4 separate regions of the Mus musculus genome follow, and regions 1, 2 and 3 are each linked to region 4. The links are chromatin loops, found by intact Hi-C in ENCODE. Cell type or tissue: left cerebral cortex. All regions are shown on one strand.

Region 1 (8,000 bases), 540 kb before region 4:
CGTGGAGGAACAGGTCTTCAGGTCTCAGGGCTAAGTTCTTGCTGCACACAGACTGCTTCTCTAGCTGGCTTTGTCTTTGTACCTGATCTGTGCCCGTTCCTTGCCCCTTTCATTTCTCCCTCCTCTCCTTTCCCTTTCTTCCATCCTTCCTTCTTCTTTGCAAATTTTCTGGTCCTTTCCTCTCTTCATTTCATTCACATTCAGTTTTTAGCTAATTTTGAATAAAATAATGGATATTTTTATATGAAAGACATTTATTTTCAGCTGAAGTGAAAAGTTTTTCATGTTTCCTAATTTTTCTAGAATGCTAAGAATGTCTAAGTGTTTTCTGACTGATCTGAATTTATACCATGGGCCACCATCAAACATGACTAATAAAAAATACTCAAATGTGTTTCTTTTAAGAACAAAAGAAAGGCAGTGTAATGGCAAACATTTTACAGTAGGTTGATTTGCTACAAGTTACAAAAGGAAGTCTTGGAGTTGGAATTAATGACATATTTTAAATAAGCAGTGAGAGTTGAAACTGGGTTCTGCATGAGACAGACTAGCCATTTAAATTTGTTTTCTCTTGAGAGCTAAGAGATAATGGGACACATAGTATCAGGTGTTGTATTTATAATTATTATTGTGTGTGTATGTGTGAAAAGTGTGTGGTATATGTGTGACATGGCAGTGAGGAAGAGGACAACTTTTTGTGGTCAGCTTTCTTTCTCCACTCACTTGGGTTCTAGGTTGAGCTCAGGTTGCCAGGCTTTGGTGGCAGGAGCCTTTGCCCACCAAACCATCTCATCAGCCCTGTTTCCAGCTTCTTAAGGTGGACCTTAATATTCTGGGTTCGCATTAGGATTATTTTTCACAGTGAGATCTTCTGAGAAGTCTTAGTGGAAGTTGGTGATATCCTTTCTACAGTTCCTTAATTTCCTTTAGTAAGCTTGTGGTTTGTAAAATTTGCTGCATGCACCCACTCACATCTGCATTTTTGTGGTCCTTTAGGTCTTGAAAAGGACTGGTTATATATGGTATCTTGTAAACATTTTGGACTAGAAAGTGGCTTACAGGCGTTTACCTGGTCCAGTGGCATAATGTGGAAAGTGGAGACTGATTTCTTCATAGAATCTGTTTAGTTGTATTTTGAAATTTCTCTATGTGAGATAATAAGTGTTTCAGTATATCAATAAATGATTCAAGAAAAGAAAGTGTTCAGGTTTTTAGTTTTGGAGAAGTTGGTAGAAATACAGCGTAGTAAGTAGAACATGTTATGGTGAGCATTAAACGGGATCATAATGCTTGTAGATAGAGACTTAGAACAACACTGCAATGCTGAGTCTGAAGAGAAATATATATATATTAAAATAGTATTCTCATATATACTTATATATGAGAATACTATTTTAAAGACTATTTTAATGTGTTTTTTAAACACAGTCATTAACTTTTAAAGTGGAAGTGTGACCCTTTATACGTAAGTAACAAATTCTGAATTGACTATTTCAGATGTATAGTCAGTGAAAAGGTTAGCATATGTAATGTTAGATTTGGTTTAAAATGACCATTAATGGTCTTAAAGATAATGAGAAAGCTTCGTGGGCCATGAGACTGAATAATTGAGTTGAACAAAGGCTAAATTAAAAATGGAAACTAATTAAAATCCTGTGTTAGGCTGTAATTAAAACCAAGTTGCCAGAAAGTGTTTGCTTTTGGAATTGAACATAAATAAATAAATAAAGAAAGAAAGAAAGTGGATTTGTTAGAAAAATTACTAAAGTTGGAGGATCTGGCTTATTTATTTATTTTTTTTTTTGTGACTCACCAAGGAGAAATAAAGGATGGTCCAGGTGTTTATTTCTATCAAGCATTTACTGTTTTACTGAATTCTTTGACTTTTTTTTTTTTAAATGAATTCACTGGATCTATAACAAAGAAAAGTTTTCCTTAATCCACTTAACAAATGAAGTCCTTTTTGAGACAAGTGAGTGAAGATAGTTATAGGGATCTATCCTGCAGTACATTTGCCACTTAAAAACAATTGTCTTTAAGGCTTGCAGGTTTTGGTACTAAAAAGCCTGAATTTTTTTATTTTAAATTAAAAATTTACAGTTGGAAATACAGAAAATTTATAATTAAAAAGAAGGCACATACCAGACAAGGGAGGCTAGGGTAGAAGACAGGAGATTTTGTTTTGTTTTGTTTTTAAATTTAATCATTCAATCATTTATTTATTTTATATTCCAGATTTTATTCCCCTCCCGGTCCACCCTCTGACCCCCCCCCCCCCCCCCCCCCATATCTCCATGAGGATGTCCCCACCAGACCTCTAAGCTTCCTGAGGCCTCCAGTCTCTTGAGGGTTAGGTGCATCTTCTTTGATTGAACCCAGACCTGGCAGTCCTCTGCTGTATATGTGTTGCGGGGCCTCATATCAGCTGGTGTATGCTGCCGGTTGGTGGTCCAGTGTCTGAGAGATCTTGGGTCCAGGTTAATTGAGACTGCTGGTCCTCCTACAGGGTCACCCTCCTCAGCTTCTTCCAGCTTTTTCCTAATTCAGCCACAGGGGTCAGCAGCTTCTGTCCATTGGTTGGGTGCAAATATCTGCATCTGACTCTTTCAGGTGCTTGTTGGGTCTTTCGGAGGACAGTCATGTTAGGTCCCTTTTTGTGAGTGCTCCATAGCCTCAGTAATAGTGTCAGGCCTTGGGACCTCCCCTTGAGCTGGATCCCATTTTGGGCTTGTCACTGGACCTTCTTTTCTTCAGGCTCCTCTCCATTTCCATCCCTGCAGTTCTTTCAGATAGGGACAATTATGGGTCAGAGTTTTGACTGTGGGATGGCAACCCCTCCCTCTCTTGATGCCCTGTCTTTCTGCCAGATGTGGACTCTATAAGGTCCCTCTCCCTACTGTCGGGCATTTCATCTAAGGCCCCTCCCTTTGAGTCCTGAGAGTCTCTCACCCCCTTCCAGGTCTCTGTTGCATTCTGGAGGGTCCCCCCACCCCCCAATCTCTTATCTCCCAAGGTTGCCTGTTTGAATTCTTTCTGCTGGTCCTCAGGGCTTCAGTCCTTTTTCCTCACCCAATACTATTCCCCCAACCCCCTCACATCCACTTTCCCTCCCAGGTCCCTCTCTCCCTACCCCCACCCCTTGTGCTTGAGGTTTTATATAACTGTTTCTTGTTCTAGAGTATAAAAAGTACTTGTAGTTCTCAAAATATTGTCTTAATTTAGATAGCAAAGTGATTCCACTAGGGGACAGCAGAACCAAGCTTTTGTATTTCACATGCCTTTGATATACATCTTAACAAGAAGTATGAAGCTGGAAATTGGTTAAAATTCCTAAATTGGGACGAGTTCGTGGTTTGCAGAAAATGCTCATATTTTAAGGAATCATTGAGAATTTTTTTTAGAATCTTTAACTTTTTGCAATCTGAAATAATAGAAAAAACAATTTCCATAAGAATTAAGCCTAATGTGAATTTATTAGGTATTATATTTATTAGGTAACAGTATTTGCAAGTGAAATTTCTTCTTAAAAATTCACTTAGCTGGAAATTTTAAACTTCTACTAGTCTGTTTCTCCCAAAGAGGAAACTGTTTCCTTATGTGGCCTTTGGCATATGTCTGTTGATAACTGTGCTTTGGAGGCTTAGTGAAAGGGCAGAGAGAATCCTTTGCTTTGTAACTTGCAGCATTGAAGAGCTGGGCTGCAGCAGCTGGTACAGAGGTTCTGATGCTTCTCAGCACCTCCTCTGCTCGTAGTCTCCTATGGTCCGCTCAGTCTAGCAGGCAGGAGGATCTTTTCTGACTCCTGTGAGGGCTTCTCAGTTCAGTCAGTGATAGGCCTATACACTTTCTCCATCCCCTACACCCATCTTGTTCCAGGCCAGATATATATGTGCCAGACATATTGTTACCTTAGTATCTTTTATGTTAGTTTCTGGTAAAATGTATTTCCCACAGTTATCTGTGTGGCTATTTCTGTCCTCCTCCTCAAGTATTTCCACTCCTTTGTGCCCTTCTCTTTTCTGTATCGTTTATCACATTTAGATATGTTAGAGCAATTAGTTGGTTTTCCTTTTATTCTTTGCTTTTATCATTACTAGACTGTTTTATAAAGGTTTTTTTTTTAAGGTTTTTTTATTTTTATTTTTATTTTTGTTGTTGTTGTTTTCTACATTGGTGTCTAGTGAGCCCAAGAGATTGTCCTGTTTCCCTTTCTTCCCAGCACTTGGGTTACAGGCATGCATTTTTTTAATTAGGTATTTTCTTCATTTACATTTCCAGTGCTATCCCAAAAGTCCCCCATACCCCCCCCCCCTCCCCTACCCACCCACTCCCACTTCTTGGCCCTGGCGTTCCCCTATACTGAGGCATATAAAGTTTGCACGACCAATGGGCCTCTCTTTCCAGTGATGGCCGACTAGGCCATCTTCTGATTCATATGCAGCTAGAGACACGAGCTCCGGGGGGTACTGGTTAGTTCATAATGTTGTTCCACCTATGGATTGCAGATCCCTTCAGCTCCTTGGGTACTTTCTCTAGCTCCTCCATTGGGGGCCCTGTGATCCATCCAATAGCTAACTGTGAGTATCCACTTCTGTGTTTGCTAGGCCCTGGCATAGTCTCACAAGAGACAGCTATATCAGAGTCCTTTCAGCAAAATCTTGCTAGTGTATGCAATGGTGTCAGTGTTTGGAGGCTGATTATGGGATGGATCCCTGGATATGGAAGTCTCTAGGTGGTCCGTCCTTTCGTCTCAGCTCCAAACTTTGTCTCTGTAACTCCTTCCATGGGTGTTTTGTTCCCAATTCTAAGAAGGGGCAAAGTGTCCACACTTTGGTCTTCGTTTTTCTTTAGTTTCATGAGTTTCACAAATTGTATCTTATATCTTGGGTATCCTAAGTTTCTGGGCTAATATCCACTTACCAGTGAGTATATATCATGTGAGTTCTTTTGTGATTGGGTTACCTCTCAGGATTATGCCCTCCAGGTCCATCCATTTGCCTAGGAATTTCATAAATTCATTCTTTTTAATAGCTGAGTAGTACTCCATTGTGTAAATGTACCACATTTTCTGTATCCATTCCTCTGTTGAGGGGCATCTGGGTTCTTTCCAGCTTCTGGCTATTATAAATAAGGCTGCTATGAACATAGTGGAGCATGTGTCCTTCTTACCAGTTGGAACATCTTCTGGATATATGCCCAGGAGAGGTATTGCGGGATCCTCCAGTAGTACTATGTCCAATTTTCTGAGGAACCGCCAGACTGATTTCCAGAGTGGTTGTACAAGCTTGCAATCCCACCAACAATGGAGGAGTGTTCCTTTTTCTCCACATCCTCGCCAGCATCTGCTGTCACCTGAATTTTTGATCTTAGCCATTCTAACTGGTGTGAGGTGGAATCTCAGGGTTGTTTTGATTTGTATTTCCCTGATGATTAAGGATGTTGAACATTTTTTCAGGTGCTTCTCTGCCATTCGGTATTCCTCAGGTGAGAATTCTTTGTTCAGCTCTGAGCCCCATTTTTTAATGGGGTTATTGGACTTTTTGGAGTCCACCTTCATGAGTTCTTTATATATATTGGATATTAGTCCCCTATCTGATTTAGGATAGGTAAAGATCCTTTCCCAATCTGTTGGTGGCCTTTTTGTCTTATTGACGGTGTCTTTTGACAGGCATGCATTTTTTAACTAGCTTTTTACCTGGGTGTTGGAGGTCTGAACTCAGTTCCTCCCTCAGGCTTGCTCTGAGTTCACTCATGGTGTCACCTCCTCAGCTTGTCCTCTGACTTTTTTTTTTTCTCCCAGAGCTGAGGACCGAACTCAGGGCCTTGCGCTTGCTAGGCAAGCGCTCTACCAGTGAGCTAAATCCCCAACCCCGTCCTCTGACTTTTAACATGTCTTCAGAGGTGTTACAGATATGGCAGTTTCAATGGCTGTCAGCTATCTTATTTTGTTAGGATGTCACCTTTTTATCTTATATGCCAATAAAGTCTGCCACCATACATGGTTTGGTTTAATAGCTAAAGGGAATGCATTAAAATTTATACTGTTTTGCAGTAAATAAAGATGAATAACTTTGAGTCATACAATTCTGCATTTAAACAGTGAGGAAGGTATTTAGATTTGAGACCCAACAGATAATTAGATAAAGAAGTATCTATATATTCATATTTCCTTTTTGTTTACAAGAAAGTTATCTAAAAATAAAGACAAAATATTCAAGTATTCACTGGTCTCTGAAATACTGTCTTTATCCCTTATGAAACTTGGCTGTCCCTTCCATGTTTCTATCCCTAGTGTTAGACTGGCTGTTGATTCTTCAAGTTTCACTTAAAGTGTCATTATTTCTGGGTAGTTGTCTAAATATGTAGACTATTAGTTTGAATTCTCTGTCATGCTCTTATGAATACATATAAAATCCTATATTATGACAACCCCTGCTCCCCACCTTCCCCTAAGACAGGGTTTCTTGTATAGTCTTGGCTGTCCTGGAACTCTGTAGACCAGGCTGGCCTTGAATTCAGAGATCCTATGCCTCCTGAGTGCTGGCATTAATAACTGTTTTTATAGGCACTCAGCTTTGTTAGTAGCAAGGAGAATGTCTGTTTTCTCACCATTTCAGCACCTGGCATATCAATAAGATTTTAAAAAATTAGCTTTAGTAAAACAGGTTAACATTTTGGTATATTTTATTTTATTTAATCTCTTTTAGTCTGTGCATACAAGGAATGCATATATTTTTTTCCTTATTAGAATGGAGTTTTAAAATTAATATGCAAGGTAAAATGCTTTCTTTTAGTTGTTACAATAAAAAATTCTCTTAGCTAAAGCCAGTTTCCCTTTCAGCATTCAGTGATAAAATGCTATATGCAGTGTTGTGGAATCTCTGCAGAGGCATTGAAGGCAGTGGCAATCAGGCTCTAAGCACCTTTTTAGTCATCTTTGTTGCTGTTCATTTTTGTACTCCTGCTGTGGACTTCCCCTTGTTGATTTCTCTTTATTCAATCAGTCTTGTATTGTCTGTTTTCCTGTATGGTGACATGGCATTCTTTTAGAACACCTTAGTTTTTCCCTTTCTATCTGCCTTAAAGGCCTTCCTGAACTTCTGTCTGCTGTGTCATATTCTTTCTCTGGCACTTCTGAGGTGGTGCGTGTTGCCTCTGGCTGTCCTTTGGCATTCTTTGATAGTTGTCTTGAGACTCTTGCTTGTATATGTTTGTCAGTTCTGATTAGGATGAGTGTTACATTGCTTGAAGACGTGCTTCTTGGTGTTCTTTAGTTTATTCCTGAGTTATAGCTTCTGAGTAAATAGTTATTTGGTCAGTTATAAAAATGTTCCCCCCAGATTTTATAGCATGAATTTAAAAAATGCTTTGAGATTATGTTTTCTTCTGTGTACCTGAAAAATTCCCCAAATATCCAATTTGATTCTGTTTTGTTACTTATGTGTATCAGCTGACTCTGACACGTTAGTAAACTGTACTCAAGCAGCCCAAACAACTTGAGTCCTTTAGGAAACCTTCGGCCTGTGTCAGTACAGATTTTTGAAGGTATGGTATAAATTATGGCTCGGCTTTGGGTGAAGGAAGACCAATTACAAGGATCGACAATGTTTACCTGAGTAGGCCCATTTCTTTACACTGATCTGAAAAGTTTTGTTTTAAAGGTATCAGCAAAATCTGTAGGAAGATGAACTGATTTATTTATTTGGTTTTCTAAGACAGGGTTTTGCTGCATAGTTCAAAGTTGCTTTGAATCTGTAGCAATTCTTCTGCCTTAGCCTCATGTTTTCAGAAATTACAGGCAAATGTCATTATTCCTGACAAATTGATTTATTCAGTGTACTTGGTTGCCATGTTTAATAAATAATTTTGTCATAATACTATTGTGGCTTGGTTGAAAATAGTCTCTGTGATATATCTGTATGCACCTATTTTAAAGTAACCCTTTTGGAGCTGGTCCTGTTGTTGCCTGAGGCCAGCATGGGCTGCATACAAAAGCAAGG
Region 2 (8,000 bases), 170 kb before region 4:
TCTTTCAAAGCTTACTTGTTAAAGAAGACACTTCTGGAGCTGGGGACTTGGCTCCGTGGGTCAAGTGATTGTCACAGAAGCAGGAGGACCTGAATTAAAATCATGAGCAGAGATGTAAAGCTCACTCTAGTGCTTCTACAGTGGGTGGGAGACAGACAGAAGACAGGCAGAAGAACGCCTGGAGGCACTGGCCAGGTAGCCTGGCATAGGTAGGAACCCACATCAAAGAGACCTTTTCTCAAAGAAGGTAGCAGGCAAGAGCCCCCACCTGAGATTGTCCTGTGACCTCTACACACATATCAGCACTTCCACACAAACACACATGCACACACACACACACACACACACACACACACACACACACACACAGAGACATACATATATACACTATCACACACACACATGCACACACGAAGCTAAAAAAACAGACAGTAACAGACACATTTTTACTTTTCTGCAACACTCTTATTAGGTATAACCTACTTATTTCCTCTGATGACCAACACTGAGATTAACTAAAAACATTTCTCCTTTCCCCCATTGCTCTTGTGTGTTCCAGTTTTGTTTGCTAATATTAGCAACATTTTTTTTAGTCTTAATAGCATCGGTATTGACATTTATTGATTTATATGCTTGGGAGTGTACACACATCCACTCCTGTTAATACCTATGGCTTAATCAATGAACACGTTTTACTTCCTATTCACTGTCTCTTTCTTTGTCCAGATTCTGTCATTTTAGCTGTCCACGATAGCATGTGGGATGGAAATTCAGGGGTATATGAAGGAAAGAAAGTCTCTCACAAGCCGATCTAGTTTCTGTTTTCTTAGCTGAAGGTCAAGCACGTGAAACCCATCTGTCACGTCCGTCAAACTTCAAGCTGCTGTGAAGTTTGACTCCAAGGGCAGAACTCTCTTCTCTGGAAGTTCAGACAATTCTGTGTAACACAGCAAATGAACCACACTTAAGGCCAATGCATGTGAAAACTTATAATTTAACCTCACCATAACCTGAGAGACCACAGCTCAGAAACCCACTTACAGTTTAATTGACAAAGGGAAATTCTTTAGAGAAACAAATAAACCACTTCCTTGCTAAACTTAATTGTTAAACTATATTTAGCTTTGAAAACACTGCTTAATATTTCAGCCTGGTTTTAAAGTACGTCTTTTGAACAATGTTAAGTTCAAGAACAACAAAATCAATCTGGAAAGGTTGCTCATGTCTGTATCATAGTACTCTGAAGGTGGAGGCAGGGAAAATCAGGAGTTCAAGTTCAGCCTCAGCTATATTACCAGCTTAAAGTCAGCCTGGGATACAGGAGAGTCTACCTCACAAATAAACAAGAGAAAACAAAAACAGAAACTATAGCTCTGTGTGTGTGTCTCTACTACTACTACTACTACTTCTCTCTCTCTCTCTCTCTCTCTCTCTCTCTCTCTGTGTGTGTGTGTGTGTGTGTGTGTGTGTGTGTGTGTGTCTGTCTCTACCTTCTACCTTTCTTATACACACACACTCACACACACAGCATTATGGGACAATTTCTCCTTGTGAAACCCACTTTCAACCCTTAGTTATATACTAATCTATCTACTAATCTATCTTTATTTAATAATCCCCAATTTGGGAGTGGTAAGAAAATTGCTGTTATTAAAGTGCCTGCAATGCAAACATGAGAATCTAAATTTAGACCCCAGCACCCGCAGAAAACTCGGGTGTGGTAGTACTTGCCTGTAACCCTACTGCCAAAAGCTAGAGACGGGCAGATAGAGCCCTGGAACTTGCTGAGCAGCCAGTCTAACCAGATGGTGGGAGCTGAACTCAGTGAGAGAGCCTATCTCCAAATAATAATGATAATGATTTTGATGATGATGATAATAAATACGATAAAGAGTAATAGAAGAAGACATCTGGTCTTCACAGTCACACACATGTGCACCTGCATGCACCCATGTGTGCCCAAGGAAACATGCTACACATATACTGCACTATACACACACACACACACACACACACACACACACACACACACACACACACACACATCTGTAACTTAAATTTTTTTCAAATCTATTTTTGATGATGGTTCTTAAACACTTAACCTCCCTTGTAGCTCACCACCAACCAGCGGTGGTGGGAAAGAAAGGATGGCAGGGGTGCAGGGGTGGGGTTGGGGGTGGGGATGTGGACCTGTTTAGAAAGGTTCTTTGGAGCAACTCCTGTCTGTGTTGTCTGGAAATCGGCAGTTCAGCTCACAGGTTAGCAGGTAGTGGCAACTTGATCCACTCTCAAACACTCAGATACACCAGCAGTCCAGTTCAGTAGAGTTGGGATAGCAAACACCAATCAGCAGTGGTGGCACTACCTAGCAGAGACCACCAGTAGAAGTTCCCAGCTGTACCTCTCTCAGGGAAGCAAAGATCAGTGAAAACGGGAGATCCCAAAGCATTGTACAGCTAAGCTTTGTCTCCATCATTCTTTCCAGTCCTATTTATACCTTCCAAACATCATGTGTTCTCCATGTGCCTTGCCTCAGCACAGCTCTTGCTTCAGCCCATGCATCCAATCAGCCCAAGTCCACAGAGTCCCAACAGACAAACGGAGCTCAACTACACAGTGTAAGGCAGACCAATACATGCATGTTGTTAGCAAAGAATCCTTCATCATGTGTTCTTTCATGTGCTTGCTTTAGCAGAACATCCTCTGTCCTGTGTCTGCTTCAGTGAAACATCCCTTCATGAGCCTGACTTAGCCTTTCACACCTGGGTCCACTTTAATTAAACATTCCTTCACATGTTTGCCCCAGCAAGACACCATCCAACACAACTGACTCTCCAAAGAAACCTTAAAGTTTTCACTTCACACATCGGAGTATCTTCATCAATAGCCCTTGATATCCAGATTTCATTGCCAAAAGCCTGAGCTGGTATTTCTAATACTTAGAGCTCCCAAGTGTCATTTTTCTTCATATTCTGGGGTGCGGTGGATTTTCTATGTTTTTACCCCTTTCTTCCTATCTCCTTCTGGATGTGAGGATCCCCAAATCCTAACTCACTACACAATATCTAGAATTTATTTGATATATTTTTTAATCCTAAAAATTAAGAAGTTTTTTCTATTTTATTATATTTTCCTGAGTTTTATGTCATTTATCATAATACCAAAATGACTCCTTCATGGTTGGTATTTAATGGTTTATGATTGACAAGGTTGACGGGTGTGGTGGTCTGATGGAGCATGGTCTTTGGTAAAATGGTCACACTGGGGAGAAAGGTTCCTAAGGTTTCAATCTGAAGACAGAAGGCCAGGAGAAAACATCCATGACGTTTGATTATCTGGAGAACCAGTTAATCTAACCAGCTCTGAAAATGTAGGTCATCCTTGCCAAATGTGATAGATGATGGTGACCTAGGTCATATGTTCCCATAATATGAGTGGGCTGGTGTTGACCTGGTACAAAGGACTGTCAGCACAATGATCAGCATCAGATATCTTCCCAGTAGAAATGGGCCCATGAATTCTCAGCAGATGCTGTGACCTTCATTTCATGCCAGCTCCCCTCCATGTTTGAGCCTCCACTCATTCTGTTCTTCCCTCCCACAGTGTTCTTCCTATTCCCCTTGCCTGCCTGTCCTCCCCTCCCCTCCTCCCTCCAGGGCCCACATCCCACTTCTTCATTTGGATTTCTCTGTACTGCTGTTCACAGAAATCATCACCACACTTCTCTGTGTAATCTCACACCCACGTATTAAGTGTGCCTTGAATTGATTTTGGCGATGAGATTTTTTTTTTTATTAAAGGCTCCTTTGATGTCCTTTTAGGCACCAGCACTGTGTTGGACACAGAGTGGGTCTTTCTAAAAGCCTTGGTTGATCTGTGGTACCAATACTAGAAAACATAAGCCTGGGGGCAACACTGTTGCTGTTGCTGTTGGTGCCATGGGGGAAGTTTCTTGTCTGATTTCCTCTTGAAGAAGGTTTCAGACCATGCATAAAGCCTTTCCTATGAATCTGAATCTGATGTAGTGGTTCTCTATCAATTTCTTTAAAAAATTTTTCACATTGTTGGTACTGGTTGTTATTGGACCTGAGCTCTGGGGTGGAGTGGGGGAAGGCTGGTAAGAATCAATTTGGGAGCTGTGGCCCTTCCTTTTTGTAACTGCACAGGGCTTGTCTGATTATTGGGTATACGGCCTCTTGAAAGCCTGCCAGTGTTAGCAAAACTGTCTCCTCCTCACTTGGATGGATTCCTTTGCTCCAAAACCAGCTGCCTCCACTCTAATAGCTTCCCACTGAGAGGATCTGTGTGCTGCTGCTGCTTCTCAGCAATCCCCAGTTTTGTACCACGACTCAGAGCTTTATACCAGGGCATCCTTAACACACTCACCTGCCCTCCCTCGCAGAGTCATGGCATGCCTGTCTGTGAGACACACTCTACATCTTCTGGCAGATGGGGTCACCATGAACAGCCTTTATGGGGCCTTGCCAGGGAGCTTGATATAAAGACAGATGTGCTGAGTGGAGGGCCTCTCTGCTGCTGGAGGGGCAGGCACTACTGAATCGTTTTTACCCAAAGGGTCAAAACTCTTAACTCTTCTGTCAAGAACTATTAGCTTCTCTCAGAAAAAGGTCAAAGTGTGTTACTTCTTCAAATTGACCCAAGCAGTGATTCCTAGATTCAATGCCCCATCAACTCAAAGCTGTTGTCTTAGTTGTGGTTTCTGTTGCTGTGATAAAACACCACAACCAAATATAAGCTGGGGAGAAAAGGATTTATTTCATCTTACTTTTCTAGTCTATCATGAAGGGAAGCTGGTGCAGGAACTCAAAGCAGGAACCTTGAGGCAGGAACTGAGGCAAGGTCATGGAGGAGCACTGCTTACTGGCTTACTCAGCCTGTGGTTTTTTTTTTTTTTTTTTTTTTGTACCCCTCTAAGACTACCTGTCTGTCCCGAGCTATTGTTCTCGCCGGCAAGAACACACTCAGATGACCGGATTCTTCTGCAGCAAAAGCTTTATTGCTTCTTCAGGAGGGAAGACCCAGAACCCGGAAAATGGTGCTGCTTATGTAGCCCTCAGCCTGGTGTGTCAGCACCTGATTTGTTGCTCGCCCATCACCTCATTACTACGCCCCGAGATGGGCAGTGACTTGGTGTGAATTCATTCTCACACCTGCGCACAATGCTTGTTTACTAGTTAGGCACAGCGGGAGCCAGCGCCATCTTGTAATGGCGATTACTTACGACTCTCCACACCTGTCCAGGGGCAGTGTCACCCACAGTGAATAGGACCTTCTCCTGCCAATCATTAATCAGGAAAATGGATCACAGATTTGTCCCCAGACCAATCTGCTGGGGCCACTTTCCAAATTGGGTTCCCTCTTTCAAAATGACTCTAGCTTGTGTCAAGTCAACACAAAACTATCCAGCTCAGCCTTTTTGGACAGAAAAAATATCTTTTTTTACCTTTTGTGAATCCTTTCCTGAGCATAATACTTATTCTTGTTAGATATGGCTGTCAGTTATTTTAACTCAGCTTATTTTAATGGCATTGATGAAATTGTAACTGTGAAGAAGATAGGTTTACAACGTTCTCTCTCTGTCTCTCTGTCTGTCTCTGTCTCTCTTTCTCTGTCTGTCTGTCTGTCTGTCTGTCTCTCTCTCTCTCTCTCTCTCTCTCTCTGTGTGTGTGTGTGTGTGTGTGTGTGTGTGTGTGTGTGTGTGTGTTGCATGTATGTGCTAGGGCAAGCACTGAGGCTGGAGGACAACCTGAGGAAGCCAGTTCTCTTCTTCTAGTATTTGGATCCTGGGGATTAAACTTAGGTTGTCGGACTCAGTGGCAAATCCTATAGCTACTGAACCGTATTCTGGGACCTAATATACTGACTTGTATCAAGGAATTCCTAGTGTTTAACATTTTTCCATTACTTGAGTAAACCCAATTATAGCTACAATGTTGCCTTTTTTTTTTTGCAGACATGATTTTTATTAGATCTTTTCTTCATTTACATTTCAAAATGCTATCCCCAAAGCTCCCTATACCCCCCCCCACCCTGCTCCCCAACCCACCACTCCTGGCCCTGACATTCCCCTGTACTGGGGCATATGATCTTCAGAAGACCAAGGGCCTCTCCTCCATTGATGGCCAACTAGGCCATCCTCTGCTACATATGCAACTAGAGACACAGCTCTGGGAGGTACTGGTTAGTTCATATTGTTGTTCCTCCTATAGGGTTGCAGACCCCTTTAATTCCTTGGGTACTTTCTCTAGCTCCTTCATTAGGGGCCCTGTGTTCCATCCAATAGATGACTGTGAGCATCCACTTCTGTATTTGCCAGGCACTGGCATAGCCTCACAAGAGACAGCTATATCAGGTTCCTTTCAGCAAAATCTTGCTGGCATATGCAATAGTGTCTGGGTTTGGTGGGTTTTATGGGATGGATCTCCGGGTGGGGCAGTCTCTGGATGGTCCTTCCTTCAGCCTCAGCTCCAACCTTTGTCTCTGTGACTCCTTACATGGGTATTTTGTTCCCCATTCTAAGAAGGAGCAAAGTATCCACACTTTGGTCTTCCTTATTCTTGAGTTTCATGTGTTTTGCAAATTGTATCTTGGATATTCTAAGATTCTGGGCTAATATCCGCTTATCAGTGAGTGCATATCGTGTGTGTTCTTTTGTGATTGGGTTACCTCACTCAGGATGATATCCTCCAGATGTATCCATTTGCCTAAGAATTTCATGAATTCATTGTTTTTAATTGTTGAGTAGTACTCCATTGTGTAAATGTACCACATTTTTTGTATCCATTACTCTGTTGAGGGACATCTAGGTTCTTTCCAGCTTCTGGCTATTATAAATATTATAAATAAGGCTGCTATGAATATAGTGGAGCATGTGTCCTTATTACAAGTTGGAAAATCTTCTGGTTATATGCCCAGGAGAGGAATTGCTGGATCTTCCAGTAGTACAATGCCCAATTTTCTGAGGAACCGCCAGACTGATTTCCAGAGTGGTTGTACCAGCTTGCAATCCCACCATCAATGGAGGGGTGTTCCTCTTTCTCCACATTCTTGCCAGCATCTGCTGTCACCTGAATTTTTTATCTTAGCCATTCTGACTGGTGTGAGGTGGAATCTCAGGGTTGTTTTGATTTGCATTTCCCGAATGATTAAGGATGTTGAACTTTTTTTTTTTCAGGTGCTTCTCAGCCATTCAGTATTCCTCACATGTGAATTCTTTGTTTAGCTCTGTATCCCATTTTTAATAGAGTTATTTGATTTTCTGGAGTCCATCTTCTTGAGTTCTTTATATATATTGGAAATTAGTCCCTTATCTGCTTTAGGATTGGTAAAGATTCTTTTTCAATCTGTTGGTGGCCTTTTTGTCTTATTGACAGTGTCTTTTGCCTTACAGAAGCTTTGCTATTTTATGAAGTCCCATTTGTCCATTCTCAATCTTGTAGCACAAGCCATTGCTGTTCTGTTCAGGATTTTTTTCCCCTGTGCCCATATCTTCAAGGCTTTTCCCCACAATGTTGCCTTTTTAATAGTACTCTGTTTATTCTCCTTACTAGTGTTTCACAGGATTATTTCATAGTTGTTTCACAACTAATGTTGGTTCATAGATTTGTTTACATGACATCATGTAATGCCAATACTGTAATATGTTCTTTAATGTTATGTATCAAAAGAATGATTTAAAATAGTTTAATAAATACAATGATTATATACAACCTATAGAAGAGCAACATGATCCTTCCTGAGACATCTAGACAGCTATAGACTCACTACCCACTTTTCTCACTTTTATGCTAGATTTAGTTTAGTGTCTAGTGGGTATTTATGGCAAATACAAGTAGCTTTTTGTTCCTTTTTATTATACATTTGTACTTCTTGCTGTTACTATAATTAATTTTGTTTACTTTTGAATTTTAATTCATGCATATAATTGTACATATCTGGAGCTGGAAGGATGGCTCAGTTAGTAAGTGTTTGACTTGCAA
Region 3 (8,000 bases), 61 kb before region 4:
TGGGGAGCAGTTCTGGGACCCTCCCTGTGCTGAGTTTCCTTCGCTGTAATCTTGGGGCAAATGGAATTGTTTAATTTGGCCTTCCTCTTGGTCCTGGGATCAGCTTGGGTAACTATCTTAAATTATCTATACTTAGTAATTTGTGGGGAAAGCCCCATTCTTGTGTCATCTCAACCCTTTCTGAAAATCACCACAGGGTGTGGGGAGGAGAACACCTTAAACTGTCCCTGGTTCTCCAATCGTCTCCCACAGGTAGGCAAGGCCCACCCTTCCCCACTCCTAGTACCTGACTCCTGTTAAATGAATATTTATCTAAAACACCAATGCTGGGGCTGGAGAGATGGTTCAGCAGTTTAGAGTATGCACTCCTCTTCCAGAGGGCCTGAGGTCAATTCCCAGCTCCTGCATGATGGCTTGTCACCTATAACTACAGTCCCAAGGGACTTAGTGCTCTCTTCTGGCCATGGCAGGAACCAGGAATTCATAGAATACACAGAAATACTCATACAGAAATAAATAAATTTAAATAAGATAATAAAGAAAGAAAGAAGAAAAAAAGGAAGAAGGAAGGAAGGAAGGAAAAAAGAAAGGAAGGAAGGAAGGAAGGAAGGAAGGAAGAGAAAAAGAACAGTGTTGGACAATGGCATAAAACTATCCAGACAAGAAGGGAGTTGAGTTAATTAATAAACTCTCTCCTGTAATCATCTGGGCCAGGGCCTGTCTTCATCCATCCCTCTACTTTTACTATTTCACAGTTCCTTCACTACTTTAAAGATGAGCTTTACCACAGTTGATGAGGAAGGGTATTTCAGTATATATTCCAGTACAGGAGATAAAGACCTTTCGATCGTTGAAGGGGACTTAGAGATCCGTTAGAATCCCACATTCCCCTTTGTGAAGTAGGCAAATGAAGGCTCAGAGATCTAGAGTAAAGCTCTTGAGGTTTCCCAGCCAGTCTTTGGTAGAGCTGAGACGGGAACACCAAGTTCCCTGTTCCAAACTCAGCTCTTTTGTTACTTGCTGTAGCTCTGCAGAAATAGGCGCACTCTGATGACTCGTGCCAGGCAGCAAACGGTGATAAATAAGAACTGAATAGGTTCTGAATGTGGGTTTTGTAAGGGTCCATTCAGCAGAGAAACCACCGTGGATTGTCATTTCAACACGAAGGCATTTCCATTTCCCAGGAAAGGAATACTCCGTAGAAAGGAGAAAAAAAATTGTACTTGCTACTGAGCCTTTTATTCATGGGTTTATCCTCAAAAGCACAAAAGAACGGGACTAAGGAACAGTTATTATTTGGAAACGTTAACCTGAAACTGTGAAAATGCTAGACTTGCTTCTGTTGAGGGAGAAAATATCTATTTACTAGGAGATTAAAATAGTGGCTATTTGCATTTCTTTAAAATAGACTTTGAAAATACTGTGATGGAATAATACACAGCAATGCAAGAGAGGTGCCCACCCAATCACAGGGGCTTGGCCAGCAAAAGCTAAGAACTGGAAAACGTTGGCAGGAGAATTACTGAAGCCTTGAGTCTGGCCCCGCTCTGATCGATGTGTTTAGAATCTCTTTTATTGAACTGAGCTGCCACTGTGCCCTTTGAAGTTGGTTTTCTTTCTTTCTTTCTTTCTTCCTTCCTTCCTTCCTTCCTTCCTTTTTTTTTTCTTAATACAAGACCTGCTGACTACAGGCTTTGTTTGTTTTGTTAACCATAACAATTTCCCAGGAGAAAGGACGCCACCTGATACTTACTGTCTAATCAGTAACTAGAACGATGGGTCTGAAAGGCATAATTGTTTCTGAAGTCTTCCATAACTGAAATGAAGGGAAGTGAGGACCCATAGTGTTTTTGCTGATGCTTTTCCTTCCTTTGAATTCAGAGTTAGCACACACTGTGGTGATGTATGCACCACAAGGCCAGCACGGGAAATAGCAGTGTGGTAGGCTGTTGTCAAAATGTTTCTACCCTTGCACTGTAAACCCTTGATATTTTGATATCTTCTAGGTTCCTATTATAGGTTTCATAATCATTTAGACTTACTCATATACTTGGCTTGTGTTGTGTATGTGTATATGTATATGTATATATTTGCATATATATGTGTGTATGTGTGTGTGTGTATGTGTAATTTTCTTGAATCAAACAGCACATAGCAGGTGTAAACACATAAATATCTGTTAATGAGTCGTGTGTTATATTGCCTTCAAAGCATGTTTTATTGATATTAACCGCACTTTACCCTTGAAATGTGCTATCTATAAATGTCATTTAAAATAACCTTTATGTATGCATGCCTATGGTATATGTGAACCCTCATATGCTTGTGTTTGCATATATAGAAGGACATATGATATGGTGTGTTGGAGAAACTACTTTGAATGGTAAGAATTGAACCTTTCATGGTAATTGTTGCCACAGTGACTCAACGTGGCAGTAATCCTCAGGGTTTTATCATTTGTTTTTGGCTCTTTCTTTCCTAAGTGATTACATATGTAGTAAAGAGAATGAATTTAAAATATGTCTCTTATTTTCTAAGTGCTTAGATATGTACTTAAAAGAATGTCATATTTTGTCAAGTTCTACTGTGTATTTTGTAACAGGAGTTTTCAAGTTGCTTCCTGGAAATGTCAACCGTATATAAGCATGAGCAAAAACAAAACAGTGTTATGGTTTGTCCATAAATGTGTGTCCCGACGACACATGTGCTGAAGGATTGGCTGCCAGCTGGTGGGCTTTGGAGAGGTTATGAACCTGGAGCTCATTGTCACTGATGGATTGATACATGGATTAAAGTCATGGCTAAACTGACTACTGGGGTATGAAACCTTGCTAGAGAAATAGGCTCATGGCACATGCCTTAGAAGGTTCTGTCTTATTCCAGTTACTGTCCTTTTCATTGTCTTTCTCTGGGTCTTGTCTGCCAAGATAAGTAGCTTTTCTCCACCATGATGTTCTGTCTCACCACACATGGGTCCAGAAACGAAGTATCCAACTTCATTCATGCATCTAAACTGTGAACCAAAATAAATCCTTCCTCCCTTAGCTTTTTTCTCTAGGATTTTGTCACAGCAATAGAAACCCAATGCAAACAATTAAGCTTGTATAAGATTTGAGTGCACACTCCAAACCTTGCCTTCTTTTTTTCTGAGTGCCCTGACCCCATTGTTCCAGAAATATGAGAGAGAGTGGTAGGGCAGAGAGATGCAGAGTGCTGTATTGGAAGAGGAAGATGATCCAAATTCTTTTGGCGAAATTTACCACTTGTGTGATCTTGGGCAAGTTTTATTGCTTCGCAGATCCTTACTTCTGTTATTGGAGAAATGGGAATAATATCTGCTGTGTGCATTGCTGCTCTGGTGGTTAGGAGGCCTATAAATGAAAGATGAAAGTGTTTATAAAATACAGGATGTACATGTGTGTGTGTGTGGGGGGGTACCTTATAAAACGAAGCCTCATGAAGGTGGCTGCATTTATCCTGGAAATTTTATTTCCAGCTAACCTTTCATTTCCCTTGTCCTCTGTCATCGAAATTTCCAAGCTCCATATGATCCTCTACATCCCTTGTCTTTATGGTTTTCTGTGGTATTTCCAACACTGGTTCACTACCTGGTTATTCAAGCATTCATTAAACCTTCATCCGGAGGTACAGGATGTTCAGGGATGGCGATGAAATAGTTGAATAGACACATGAAGTACAGATGAGGATGAGGGAGCAAGGAACAGCAGGGACAGTGAAATCCTACAGAGGGGACAGGTTTCCTATTGCTATTTCCTCAAAGTCATTTTCTATGTACTCATATGGAGTCCTGCCCCCAACCACATTAAATGATGATCCAGAAACAAACAAACAAACATACAAAAGCCTACTGAATTTGATAGAGTTATTTTTGGGGACAACACAGCTCCAGGTGAAAGGAAAAAAAATCTTACATGGTTACCATTTGGTCAGCTAGGCTAGGACAGATGGTCTAAAGGGATCTGTGTGGTTAGCTCAGGCTGTCTGTCTTTAGAAGAGTTATCTGACCAGACTTAATTAGAATAGGTCTTAGGACTTTGGGGGAGGGGCTTCCTTTCAGGAAGTTCTATGCATGCTTATAGCACGTACCCTTGGGGTGGTCTTGTTAGAACAATGTCATAGGTGTCCAGAACAACGTTTCGTTTTGCTGTGACCTTTCATATGACTTGAGATGGCTCTGCTTTATGGCTGGCTCTGAGGTTATCAAAGTTATAGACTGTGGCAAATTTGTCATAGGAAAGAATTCTTTCAAGCAAATTAAATCAGGGGTTGGCGGAGAGAGTGGGGGAGGCTGAAAGGGGGCGACTCATCCTAGAATAGGTTAAAAAAGCAAAACGCCCAAAGTAGAAATATTAAAAATAGAGAAACCTCCAGTACCAGATGGTCAGAATTATGAACAAGCCTGGGGACAAAATTAAATAAATCCTCATGGAAATATTTTGTCATCCACTGGAAGCCTGGATGGGCACCCAGAGCTGCTGAAAAGCCTCCTATGCTCCCTCTTTTATCTAGAAGCTACAGTGCCGAGAGTTTGCTGAAGTCTGACCTACTTTCTAGGAAACTTCTTATGGTTAGGAAGAAAAGAAGGGAAAAAACTGAAATGGTATCAAGGCAGTGGAATGCAGAGATAAAAGCATTGGCCTTGCTGTTAAGGAAAAATATTTTTAGCAGTAGTAACTGTCAATATTGACGGGGTGACAAGTAGCGTTTATTGACTGCTAAGTGTGCCATGTGCCTGGTTTCTCGTAATGATTACAAAACCGGGGTGTGTGCCTGCTGCCACCCCTCTGATACAGAGGCACCGGTGGAGGTTCTGATACGTCACAACTCCAAGACAGTGGGGACAGCACCTCCACCTAGTCCTCTTCCTGCTCCGTAGAACACACGTTACACCATATGCCTTCCTGACTCATTTCTCCAACTGACCTTTGCAAAGTCACTGTGTCTCCCTCAGCTTCATTTTTGTTTTTTAACTTTCAAGTCATTCAATTAGACTTGTCCCATCTGTTAATAACAAAGTGCGTTATTATTGGTTTAATTTCATCTCTTTCTCTCAGATTCTAACTGCTACAGGGACAGGAGCTTGGTTGGAATTCTTGTGTTCTAGCACGTAAGCACAGGGTGTGTCTGGCAGACAGCAGATGCTTAGTAAATAGTCAACAAAAGAGTATGTACACTGTAACACATTCCTTTCTCTGACTGTAAATTCCAATATTCAATAACATAAAAGTCAGCTGAGCCTCTCCTATACTTTAGTCATTTTGGGGAGGGACTTGTTCAGGTCATAGACTTGTTTCTTTGACTTGCTGCACCAACTTCTATAGGGTAATTTCTATCATAGGCATTGAAATGGCTTATTCCTTACCCAAGCTTTGCTGTGTCTTGTAGAAATGGCAGTCAAGCCTGTCTGAGTGTCTGTGTTGATGGCTTCCTTGAGACCATATTGTAAACCACCTGCTGTTAGTGACTTCAGCCTGTTTTTCAAATGAACTCTAAATTAGTGTAGTTAAGGTACTAAAAGGTTTTTCCACACATGTGATCTTTTCTCTTCTTCCTTAAGTTTCTCTTTCTGGATAGTAGATGTTACAAATTCATTGCTTGCTGTAGTCATTGTGGAAAATATTATTTTTAGAATCTCATCTTGTGATGATATTCTAAGACTCATCTGCTTACATCTGAAATTTACTTATTTAATTATGTTTGTTTATTTATTTATTTATTTATTTATTATCTTCTTGTTTGGTTGGGTTTTTGAGACAAAATCTATCTATCTATCTATCTATCTATCTATCTATCTATCTATCTATCTATCTATCTATGTAATCCTCTGGCCTGGACCGCACAATGTAGCTGAGGCTGGCCTGGAACTCATAGCTTTCCTCCAACCTCAGCTTCCTGGGTGCTGGGATTAAAGGTATGTACCACTACACAGGAAACATCTGAGTGCTTAGAGATTCATTGGGGTTAGAGTGGGTGCAAACAAATCTGGGAAATAAGTTTGGCCTGGGAACAGTGGTTCATCTTTCTTCCTTGGTTTTAAATGTTCTAGATGAACGATGAAACATGGTATTTGCTTTTGTCTAATCCTGGGGACCTGGCCTTGTATTTCTTTTTCTGGTTGAATTTGAAGTACAAATCTCAGATGGTTTGTGTATTAGTTACTATCTTTACTGCTATGACCAAATATCTAATAAAAGACAACTTAAAGGAAGTAGGGTCTTTTATCTTAGACTCCATCATGGCCAGGAAGCTATGGCAACCAGAGCTTTGGGCAGCTGATGCATCCTTGGTGAGGAAGCAGAGAACAAGGAATGTTTATGGTCCGCTAGCTTCCTCCTTTTTATGGGACCCAGGACCCCAGCCAATGGTGCTACCCACATTTAGGATAGATCTTCCCTTGTGAATTAACCTAATCTAGAAAAATCTTTCAGAGACATGCTCAGAATTTATCTCAAAGTTGATTCTACTTCTTACAAATGGACAGTTCCAGATTGGGGAAAAAGATGTTCAGTAACATTGTGTAGAAGTGACTCTTCCTTCATTAGGTTTTCCTCAGTAGAGCAAACTCATTTCTGAAATCTTAGTTCACAAAGAAGGCATTCTCATTTGTCGAGAGATGAACCTAAAACAGCCTCACTTCAACATCTTCTAAAGATATATGGTCGGTCACCTCCTTTTTGATCCCAAATATCTACCAACTGTTTGATTGATCCCAAATATCTACTGACTGTCCAACAAAGGGATGGGGTTGTTCACTGACCAAGGGACCACTTCACTTAAAGAATTGAGTGAAGTGGAGGAAGAGGGGCACTCATAATGACAAGTGAAAGGTAAACTTTCTACTCATTTGCATTTGTGAATGTCAAGTACTCAAGCCTGGTGCACGTGTCCTTGCTTGTCACTTTTCCTGCCAAAAGTGTAATAAAGGGAAGGTTTTGGTTCTTAGTACTTTATGTTCCCAGTGTTGGTTTTGGTTGCCAGAATACTGCATTCTTTTGCATCCGCCATCTAAATGCTATTCCTCATAACTGTCTTGATCTACCCAGTGAGATGGTGCGATAATAAAGAACTTCTTTATTAGCAATTTGTGGGGCTGGCGAGATGGCTCAGGGGATAAGAGCACTGACTGCTCTTCTGAAGGTCCTGAGTTCAAATCTCAGCAACCAGATGGTGGCTCACAACCATCTGTAATGAAATCTGACGCCCTCTTCTGGTGTGTCTGATGACAGCAACAGTGTACTTATGTATAATAATAAATAAATCTTTAGGTCAGAGCAAGCAGGGACAACCAGAGCGAGCAGAGGTCCTAAAATTCAATCCCCAGAAACCATATGAAGGCTCACAACCATTGGTACAGCTACAGTGTACTCATATACATAAAATAAATAAATAAATCTTTAAAGAAAAGAATTTGGGGTGCACACCTTTAATGCCAGCACTCAGGAAGCAGAGTCCATGAGATCTTTGTGAACTTGAGATTAGCCTGATCTACAGAGCAAGTTCTAGGACAGTAAGAACTGTTGCACAGAGAAACCCTACCTTAAAAATAAATATAGAAAAGAATTTGTGTGGAAAGTGGGCAGCCTCACGAGTGTCTTGACAAGGCTCTGCTTCCCTAAGAATACCTCTTCTCAGTGATGATAAGTGGTATGTGTGCACTACAGTATTGTCAGCCATTCACCAGCTGATGAACAGCTGTGTTGCTCTCAGTACGGGGCTATCATGAATAGAGCCTCGCCGAACATTTAGGGTGAGCATAAGCTTCCATTTCCTCTGATACAAACACCTGTCGTGAGCCCCTCTAAACTTTCTACAGAGTTAGTTGCCCTAGTTTACAGTCTCTTTAGCTATGAGTAACCCCACATCCTTGCCAGCATTTGATATTGCTGCTGCTTTTAAATTGTAGCCATCTGCAGGTGCCCATTGCTACTGTACATAGTTTTAATTTGTATTCTCCCTACTGATTGATGTTTAAGCATCAT
Region 4 (8,000 bases):
TCTTTAATTTGCCTAAAACATTTGCAGTTAAATACCACTATCTCCCAAGTCACACCGAACTGTAGTATGATGCAAGCTATCTAGGGTGAGACTTTGTCTTTCACAGGTTGTGGGAAAAGGCACAGACACCTTCAGCATTCTTAGCATAGCAGATGGTCTCATTTGTAACAAAAGAGTAAGAACACTGGCAGTCCATGACATAATCTGAAATTATGACATGTAAAAAGAATGCCTGTGCTGATGTAACCCCAATACCAGACGTTGTTGAGCTATATCTCCTCTGGAAACACTTAATGACTGCCCCAAGTCTAGAATACAGACTATAAAGGGTTAATTCCGTATAGAGAGTTCTTTTTACAAGACAACCTTTCTCCCCTGCTAAAGAGTTTTCCTAAACAGCCAGATCTCTTTCTGGAGTATTCAAACTTGGATTTGCTTTACAATATGTTGATGAGACTCTGCTGAGAGTGTCCACAAAAGAGCCACTGCCTGTCTGGTATCCACAGTGAAGTCTCACAGGTCACAGTGAAGCAAGCAAGCAACGACTCACCACTCTCTGAGGTCAGTGAATCCAGAGTCACTCGATGTGGAGGGTGGCTTTAACAGGCATCAGGCCCTCTACTTCTGGGAAGGAACACTTATGCAAATATCTAGGTCATTGGCCATCCTTTACTGTGTGACTTTGGCAGTCAAAGGGCATCAGTCTGTGGTCTGAAGCAACTGTGCATTGTTCAGCCTGTACTGAACTGTTATCTTAAGTGGAATTCTTTTTCTTATTGATACATATGAAGATGGAACTGATACTTCCCTTCTCTTTGTAGTGCTGTGAATAGAACCCAAGGCCTTTGGCATCTTACACAAGTGCTTTAACATTGTGCTGCTCCCCAGGCCCCAGATGATTTGTGCTCAAATAAACGAAAGCAGAGATGGGGTGGGGGAAGAATATGGAGTGCCATGCATTTATGGCGTGAGCAGGAGGAAAATGAGAATTTGGAGTAGGGGTAGATGGGTACATAGGGTCAGAAGGAGAAATCTTTTTTTCTTCATATCTGACCTCACTTCCTGACTGTAGCTGATAGGAGTGAGTAAGTGGCAGCTAGTATTCCCCTTAGCTTTCCTTCATGATGTATAGCATGAAGAGGAGGCAGGAACACACACTCCACGACTGACCAACTCGGTGAGAAAATGTTGCACACTTTCTAGACTCAAAGACAGGAGGTAAACAAGACAGGAGAGAAGAAAGAAAAAAGCAAAACAAAACACGGTTTTAATAAGTTATCTCAGTGCCCTAAAGACCATACTCTGTTTAGTTAGTGTTCCAAGCAAGCGTTCCCAATCACTCACATAAAGCAAAGCATACTCTATTTTGAAGATGGTTACTATAATAGAATACACTATTTCTGTTTCTGAAAGGATCCCAAACTAGTCGTTCACTGGTCTCTATAAGATTTTTTTGCAGGCTGCTAAGAGCCTTTTTAGGAGATGTAAACATTTAACTGAAAAAGCAAATGTATCAAGAATCAAGCACGTTGACAAAAAATTAGAATCAACGAAGGGACATTTTTTTAGCAGTACACACAATGTTGAGAATTTTTACGGGTCATTGGTTCCTGCACTTCTCTTTGTAATTTCCCCTTCCCACCCTTCAAGCCCATGTATGCTTTGTGTCTTCAGAATGTGGGATCCTCGAAAAAAAAAGGGGTGTTCAATACACCGAATGGATCCTGGGCCTGAAGATGAGCGTGCGGGGGAAGAAATCAAAAAGCAGATGGGATGACATACTTTGGAGACTGGTGGAGAGATGCAGTCTTTGATGCATATTTAGGTTCCTGATTCTGATTCTGTCACAGTTGTGTTGACAAATGTCCTTGCCATCTCCCTAGTATAAGCAGTTTATGCTTAGAACCAGAGGCAGAAAAATAGGATTGGGGAGTAGCAGGGACTCTGATCAGTCAACAGGAAAAAAAAGTGTACCCCCAGGGGAGAAGATTCTCCTGGAGCAAAACTGTACCTGGAGACCGGTTGAGGTTGAAGCATAGAGCAATGGAAGAACTGAAGCCTGCTTCTTCCTAGGCAAAGGAGTGCTTGTGCTGAATGAAGGTGGGTTGCTGGCAGGGTGGAGGTGGGGATGGGGGTGGGTTTGCTCCTCCCAGCCCCAAAGCTGGGGAACAGCAGGAAACTGGGAATGGTGTTGGAGAGGCTGTTATGCCAGGACAAGGTGTTGGGTATGAGGGTGGGTGGGGGCCTGAGGGGTGGCTTGGAGCCCTGGCGGTGGCTGCCTGACGTCACCGGCCTCTCTGGCAATAGGCTAAGAGCTGAGCTCCCCATAGCAGCAGCAGCAGCAGCAGCAAAGGCAGCGGCGGCGGCGGCGGCGGCGGCGGTGGCGGCGGCGAGGGTGGCAGCAGCAGCGCGGCTCTGTCTCTGGTCCCAGCGCTCCGTGCCTTCTGCAGCCGCCACTGCAGCCAAGGGCTCCTTCTCTGCAACTGGCTGGTCCTTCCAGGTAAGAGACAGTGGTCAGGATGAAGGCTTCCATGGCCAGGGGCCCCAGTGGCAGGATGAGGGCGGGTAAGACCACTCCCGCGGCCTGCGCAGGCACCTCTGGACAGAGCTTCAGCCCCCGCCCCTTCCCTGGTGGAGGCTAGCGCTTTGCCTTGCTGCTCCGCAGTGCAACAGTTTGCACCTGCCTTTTGGGAGAGGCAAGGGAGCTGTGCTGCCTGCCGCGGGTCCTCCGGCTTGGTCCTCTGCCACAGCCTCTGGGCCCTGGGGCCAGGGCCCGGGGAAGGCTGGAGACAAGGTCGGTTCCCCAAACTTTGCAAGCGGGAACCCTTCCCCTTTCAGTTCCTGCTCTGGAAGAAAGAAAAAGGATTTTGGATACTGTCAAGTGGGAGGCTCAGGGAGATGAGGGGTGGGGGGCGCTTGGGAGGATGTGCCTCCGCTGAGAAGGGTGTTTCAGCTGCTTTTGATAGGGAGAAAGGGGGAGGAAGGTAGCAAGGAAGAAGGCTGGAGAAAGGTCGAGTATGATCCTGTGTGCCAGATCCAGCGGGTCAGCTGCGGCTAGGGACAGAGGCAGTGGGGTGTATCCCCTTGGGACGGGGACCTTGGGGGTCTGAACGTCCAGGCTGGAAGTGTTTGGAGAGGGAGGGATGGGGAAGGAGGACTGCGTACAGGGAGCCTGCTTGGAGTGCGTGCTGGCGAGATTGGATCCTGAGAGGAGGTCCACAGGACACAGAGAAGAGGGCAGTTGGCTTTCTGGGAAGTAGAGAAAGCCGCTGTGGCGGCCGCTGTTGGTGGCAATTAGAAAGTTGTGCAGGGGGCAGGGCAGCTGCCTTCTCTGCTGAGTAACCAGTGTCTCCGCGGTGCGGTACGGACGCCAGACCCCATCTGAGCCAGCGGAGCATCTAGCGCGGCTCTCCTGGGCTGCCAGGAGCGGTAGGGTTGGGTTGGTGGGTTGTGGAGATGACAGAGTCCATTTGAGGGCCGCTTGACAGTGGTGTCAGATCCCTCTCTTTCTCTGCACTCGCCTTGGCTGTGGCCGGGACCCTAACTAATCCTGTTTTCTTTGCAGCACTGTGCCTGGGGAAAGGAAACAGGATCAAAGAAGACCAGAGACACTCTCCCTGGGGCCACTAGCTCTGGCCCGCTTGCTTGGCGGCAGTTGCTCCCTCAGTCTTTGGCTGGAGAGCTCACTCCCTCCAGCGCTAAAGAGCAGTTGGGGTGGTGTGGGTTCCTGTCCACGTCTTGGCTGGTGGGAACCGTGTGTCCAACAGAGGAAGCCTGGTGGGCCTGGCCCCTCTCAGCCCAGCGCCGATGAGTGCCAGGGCGCCGAAAGAGCTGAGGCTGGCCCTGCCGCCTTGTCTCCTGAACCGGACCTTTGCTTCCCACAACGCCAGTGGAGGCAGCAGCGCAGGTCTCCGCAGCTCAGGCGCAGGTGGTGGCACTTGCATCACGCAGGTGGGACAGCAGCTCTTCCAGTCTTTTTCATCTACGCTGGTGCTGATTGTCCTGGTCACTCTCATCTTCTGTCTCCTCGTGCTGTCCCTCTCCACTTTCCACATCCACAAGCGTAGGATGAAGAAGCGGAAGATGCAGAGGGCTCAGGAAGAATATGAGCGAGATCATTGCAGCGGCAGCCACGGTGGTGGGGGGCTGCCTCGGGCAGGTGTTCAAGCTCCAACCCATGGAAAAGAAACCCGACTGGAGAGGCAGCCCCGGGACTCCGCTTTCTGCACCCCCTCCAATGCTACTTCTTCTTCCTCCTCCTCCTCCTCATCCCCTGGTCTCCTGTGCCAGGGTCCCTGTGCGCCTCCGCCTCCACTGCCAGCCCCCACTCCACAAGGAGCACCCGCAGCTTCCTCCTGCTTGGACACACCTGGCGAGGGCCTTTTGCAAACGGTGGTACTGTCCTGATTGCGCAGCCCCTCTCCTGACCCTTTCCTCGTCTCCAGCATCTTGACCGTCCTCGCTTTTGTTCCTCCTTCCTTCCTTTTCCGTTCTCCTTTGGCCCCTGTTTTCTCTGCCCTCTTTCCTTACCTGGCCACCCTTTCACTGTCTCTCCTCCGCCGAGGCACTGTGCGGTATTTGTAAATATTGGGCGAGGAAAGTCTCAGAGGAAGAAATAACGCTGATAATACTTTACTGATATTTATAGTAATTATTATACTACTAATAACACAGTCCAAGCGCATGACAAATCACATAATTTCTCATTGTTAATGAAGGCTGCATCTTCCCTCCCCACCCCGTGCCCCCCTCAATAAGGAGAAGAAACCGCACAAGCTACCAAATATTTAAGACATTGACACCGAAGCAAAGGGATGGGAGGGGGCCGGTGATGTTGTATATAGCTGTCAAGTGAAGGTTTAGTCGCCTTTCTGCCCCTCCCTCACGGGCTTTCACTTTTCCTTTAGCTTGTCTCCCCTCCCCTTTCCTCACCTTCAGCTGGGCTCAGGCAATAGTATATTATAAAGGCAACATCTACATTAAGCACCAGAGACCACATAGAATGTCCCAGAAAAACGTTTAGGACAGGTAACCCCTCTCTAGTCAGTCATCATTTCACTTTTTGCTTTCCCCCTGGCAGAATTAGAGTTTTACTTTTAGAAATATCACTCGCTGGTCGAGCACAGAAAAAGAAAACAAAAAACAAAAACATACTATCTGATTTGCTGCTCATTAGGGCCCATTTGTACACCTGACTGGTAGTCGTTTTGGTTTGGTTTGTTTGTTTGGTTTTTTTTTTTTCCCTTTGGGGAATTTTTTTTTTTTTTTTTTTTTTTTTTTGAGCCTCAGAGAAACCGGGAGCTGTCCAGCCAGGTCTGGTGCTGAATATGTCTCACCTTCATGGTTACTTCCTCTGGTTGTGCAGACCAAAGAAGGAGCTGTTTTGGAAAGTGATTGTCTTGGTTTTGATTGGTTTCTTTCTTCTTTTTTCTACAATTGGATTGTTTTTTCTTATCACTATACATTGCATAAGTTACCTTTATGTAAAAAAAAAAAGTATTAGGCAATGTGCAGTTCTGAAAATGCAGTATCTAACCAACTAGTATGTTTCTGTTTTATTTTTAGAACAAGTGCACCTTTGTTATATACTTATTATATTGGTACCAAATACAGAAGAAAACTATAGTTCTGTGATATGTCCTCCAAACTGTATATTTTTGTTCTTCTGACTTTCCAGCTGTTGATATAATGGTTGCCACTGGCTGAGGAAGTCAGTGGTGTAGGCCTGGCTTCTGCTGTTTCCGGAAGTGTTCTTTTGTATTTTACGCTGTAGTAGACTATTATAAAACGATGACACCCATGTTTCCCCCTTTTTCTTTTGTGAATAACAGAAACAACCACAACAGAAAACAAATAATGGATGTGCTGGAATGCCATCTATTAAAAACATGGTTAATATTTAAACAGTGCCTGTGGTTCTCTGCATGCAGTTGCCACCTGGAGGCAGTGCTGTGTGTGCTTGCTTGTACTGTATGTGTTTGGGGGAAAGACTGGTGGAGATGTTGGGCAATTTGGATGACAGGACATGACAATTTCCAAGTTAAATCTGTAAACGCTTACAGGATAAAACTGTTTACAGCTTGTTTAGTTATGACTCCATGCCTGCATCTGATATACAGCAAAGGGGATCTTTCTTCTTCCCAAGTCTGGCCTAATTAACCTCCCTGAACACATAGGAAATGTTAAGGGAAAAGGAAAGCATGAGAGAAGATAAATCTCTTGTCCTCTCTTTAAATGTCAGATAAGTCCCTCTATGTTAGACTCTGCTGTTTAGTGAAGGGCAGTGGGACCCCTACATATATCCATCTCCCAAGCCACTAGCTCCCCTCTATGCTCTGTCTTATTTCAAGTTGTATGTGGTTATTATCCCGAGAAATGATTGCCTCTAATGTTTTGGTTACATATAAAGTTTTCCAAGCTCAGTCTGTATCTTTATAAAATAATTTAATAAGGTTGATTTAGTCACCCATAGATATCATCCAAGTCCTTTCTGAAGCACAGAAGACCATCGTTTAAGCATGCCATGTTGTATCATTAGGAAGATCAGGTATAATCTTTGGATACAATATATTAAACAATGAACCAGATTCTCTCCAGTGCCTTAGTCACTTCCTAGTAACAGGTCAGAGTGCATTCAGTCCCTCGGGCCACCAAGGATGCTGTTAGTGTATCAGAGCTCTACACTGTACAACAGAATGGCTAAGGCACTGTGAAGGAGAATATCCATTAATCTCTTTAACTTGCCCTCATCCAACTGTAGCTCTTAATACCGTCTTACAGAATGGGTTTTAGATGTGAAATCTGAATAGGATCAGGAACCCAGAAGGAAGGTTCATCATTTCAGTGAGCTCTACATAAGTGCATAGATATTACTTTTTTCCATTATTTGGTGCACTCTTTTTACAGTAAATAATTTCCCATTTTATTAAAGCAATAAGATATTCTGTTTTGAGCAGCGCTAGATGCTCATTCCACTTCCTTGGTGCTGAAGCAACTCATATGTTCTTGCCTTATGAATCACAGTGCATTCAAGGCATGCAATAATAATCCCCTTCCAAGAAGCAGCCTGCACACCCTAGGGGGCAATGTCCTACATACTTTTCCCCAAAAGAAATAGAGCAAACAAGAAATAAACTAATTATGTGTATTTTAAAAAAAACATCTTGATACCTCTAACCATAAGCACACATCTGTAATGTGCTATCATTGTGCACCTTTAAGTGTATATGCCTTTTCCATCAATTGACTAGGGATTAATATTTTAATAGTGTCCTGTGTAAAGATGATGCAGCTTATCAATCACATTTCATACTGAGTTTAATATGCTGTGAACCTGGTGGCACCACACAAGATTTCTGTTAGTTAGAGTGATAATTACATGAAATTCTAGTAGGCCAGATCCCACACCAAATTATTGTAATAAAGATACGACAATGCAAATTTCTATAGAGTCTGCTTAGATTGCTACTTAGAGAGCGCAACTGACCCATATGACATTCGAGTTTTCATTTTTATGAGACAAAAGGCATTATGAAAATAGCTAAATTTACTCTAAGGATCTTGTTTACTGATGTCCCGTCAAACTAATTGCTCCAACCTTCTATAGCTACAGCTCAGCTCCTGCACTTGCTATTCAGTATTAATAAAGTAGCATGCTTGATTCTTACTATTTTAAAAATGAGAAAAATAGAGAGAGAATGCCGATATGTCAACTATATGGGACTCTGACTCTTGAAGATGAAGATGGATATAATCTTTAGAATTTATATACACCCATAGATATGTATTTATATATGCATACATTTTGTACAAATTTACAATGGACTTTTTGTATTCTCTTTTCTGTCATTATAAGTATGAGACTGAAACCAAATAGTTGTTCCATCCTCTGATCCAGAGAGGATCTGAGGAGTCAGGTGTATGCATGTACTTGGTTCTCTGAGGTCAAATCAGAATGGCTTTCTCTTTATTTAGTGGAAGGGGAGAGTCTTCCTTGGCTT

Evidence for each region. A loop is a pair of places that touch in the nucleus more often than their neighbours do. Peaks named below come from ENCODE experiments on the same cell type or tissue, not always from the same donor. Only the 100,000 strongest peaks of a DNase experiment are listed, where the experiment ranks them.
Region 1: it touches region 4 in a loop (11-fold over the local background); 6 of 42 quality-filtered maps call a loop at or near these places.
Region 2: a loop joins it to region 4, with 5 times the contacts of the local background. A loop is called at or near these places in 4 of 42 quality-filtered maps.
Region 3: it touches region 4 in a loop (4-fold over the local background); 3 of 42 quality-filtered maps call a loop at or near these places.

The regions. Positions count from the first base shown.
Region 1 is chr9:53,213,635-53,221,634 of GRCm38, reverse strand. All of the region lies in intron 9 of Ddx10 (DEAD box helicase 10), which reads left to right. Among named protein-coding and RNA genes, the nearest start is that of Ddx10, 30 kb to the left of the region's middle. In left cerebral cortex, a CTCF peak has its summit at 3,256 (motif pointing right); DNase peaks (open chromatin) are centred at 3,232 and 3,763; H3K27ac peaks cover 473 bases.
Region 2 is chr9:52,846,388-52,854,387 of GRCm38, reverse strand. No RefSeq gene overlaps it. Among named protein-coding and RNA genes, the nearest start is that of Gm39339, 27 kb to the left of the region's middle. In left cerebral cortex, no CTCF peak of the experiment used is centred here; DNase peaks (open chromatin) are centred at 3,629 and 4,238; H3K27ac peaks cover 648 bases.
Region 3 is chr9:52,735,277-52,743,276 of GRCm38, reverse strand. All of the region lies in intron 2 of Gm1715 (predicted gene 1715), which reads right to left. Among named protein-coding and RNA genes, the nearest start is that of Gm1715, 59 kb to the right of the region's middle. In left cerebral cortex, no CTCF peak of the experiment used is centred here; DNase peaks (open chromatin) are centred at 1,044, 4,417, 4,835 and 7,783; H3K27ac peaks cover 1,715 bases.
Region 4 is chr9:52,674,083-52,682,082 of GRCm38, reverse strand. AI593442 (expressed sequence AI593442) reads left to right here and starts at 2,303. Exons shown (of 2, transcript NM_001286641.1): 1 at 2,303-2,500; 2 at 3,566-8,000. The coding sequence starts at 3,808. The coding sequence ends at 4,407. It overlaps Gm1715 (predicted gene 1715), which reads right to left and starts at 2,220. Exons shown (of 5, transcript NR_045333.1): 1 at 2,012-2,220. In left cerebral cortex, CTCF peaks have their summits at 5,934 and 7,078; DNase peaks (open chromatin) are centred at 3,586, 3,899, 4,839, 5,891 and 5 more places; H3K4me3 peaks cover 6,321 bases; H3K27ac peaks cover 5,772 bases.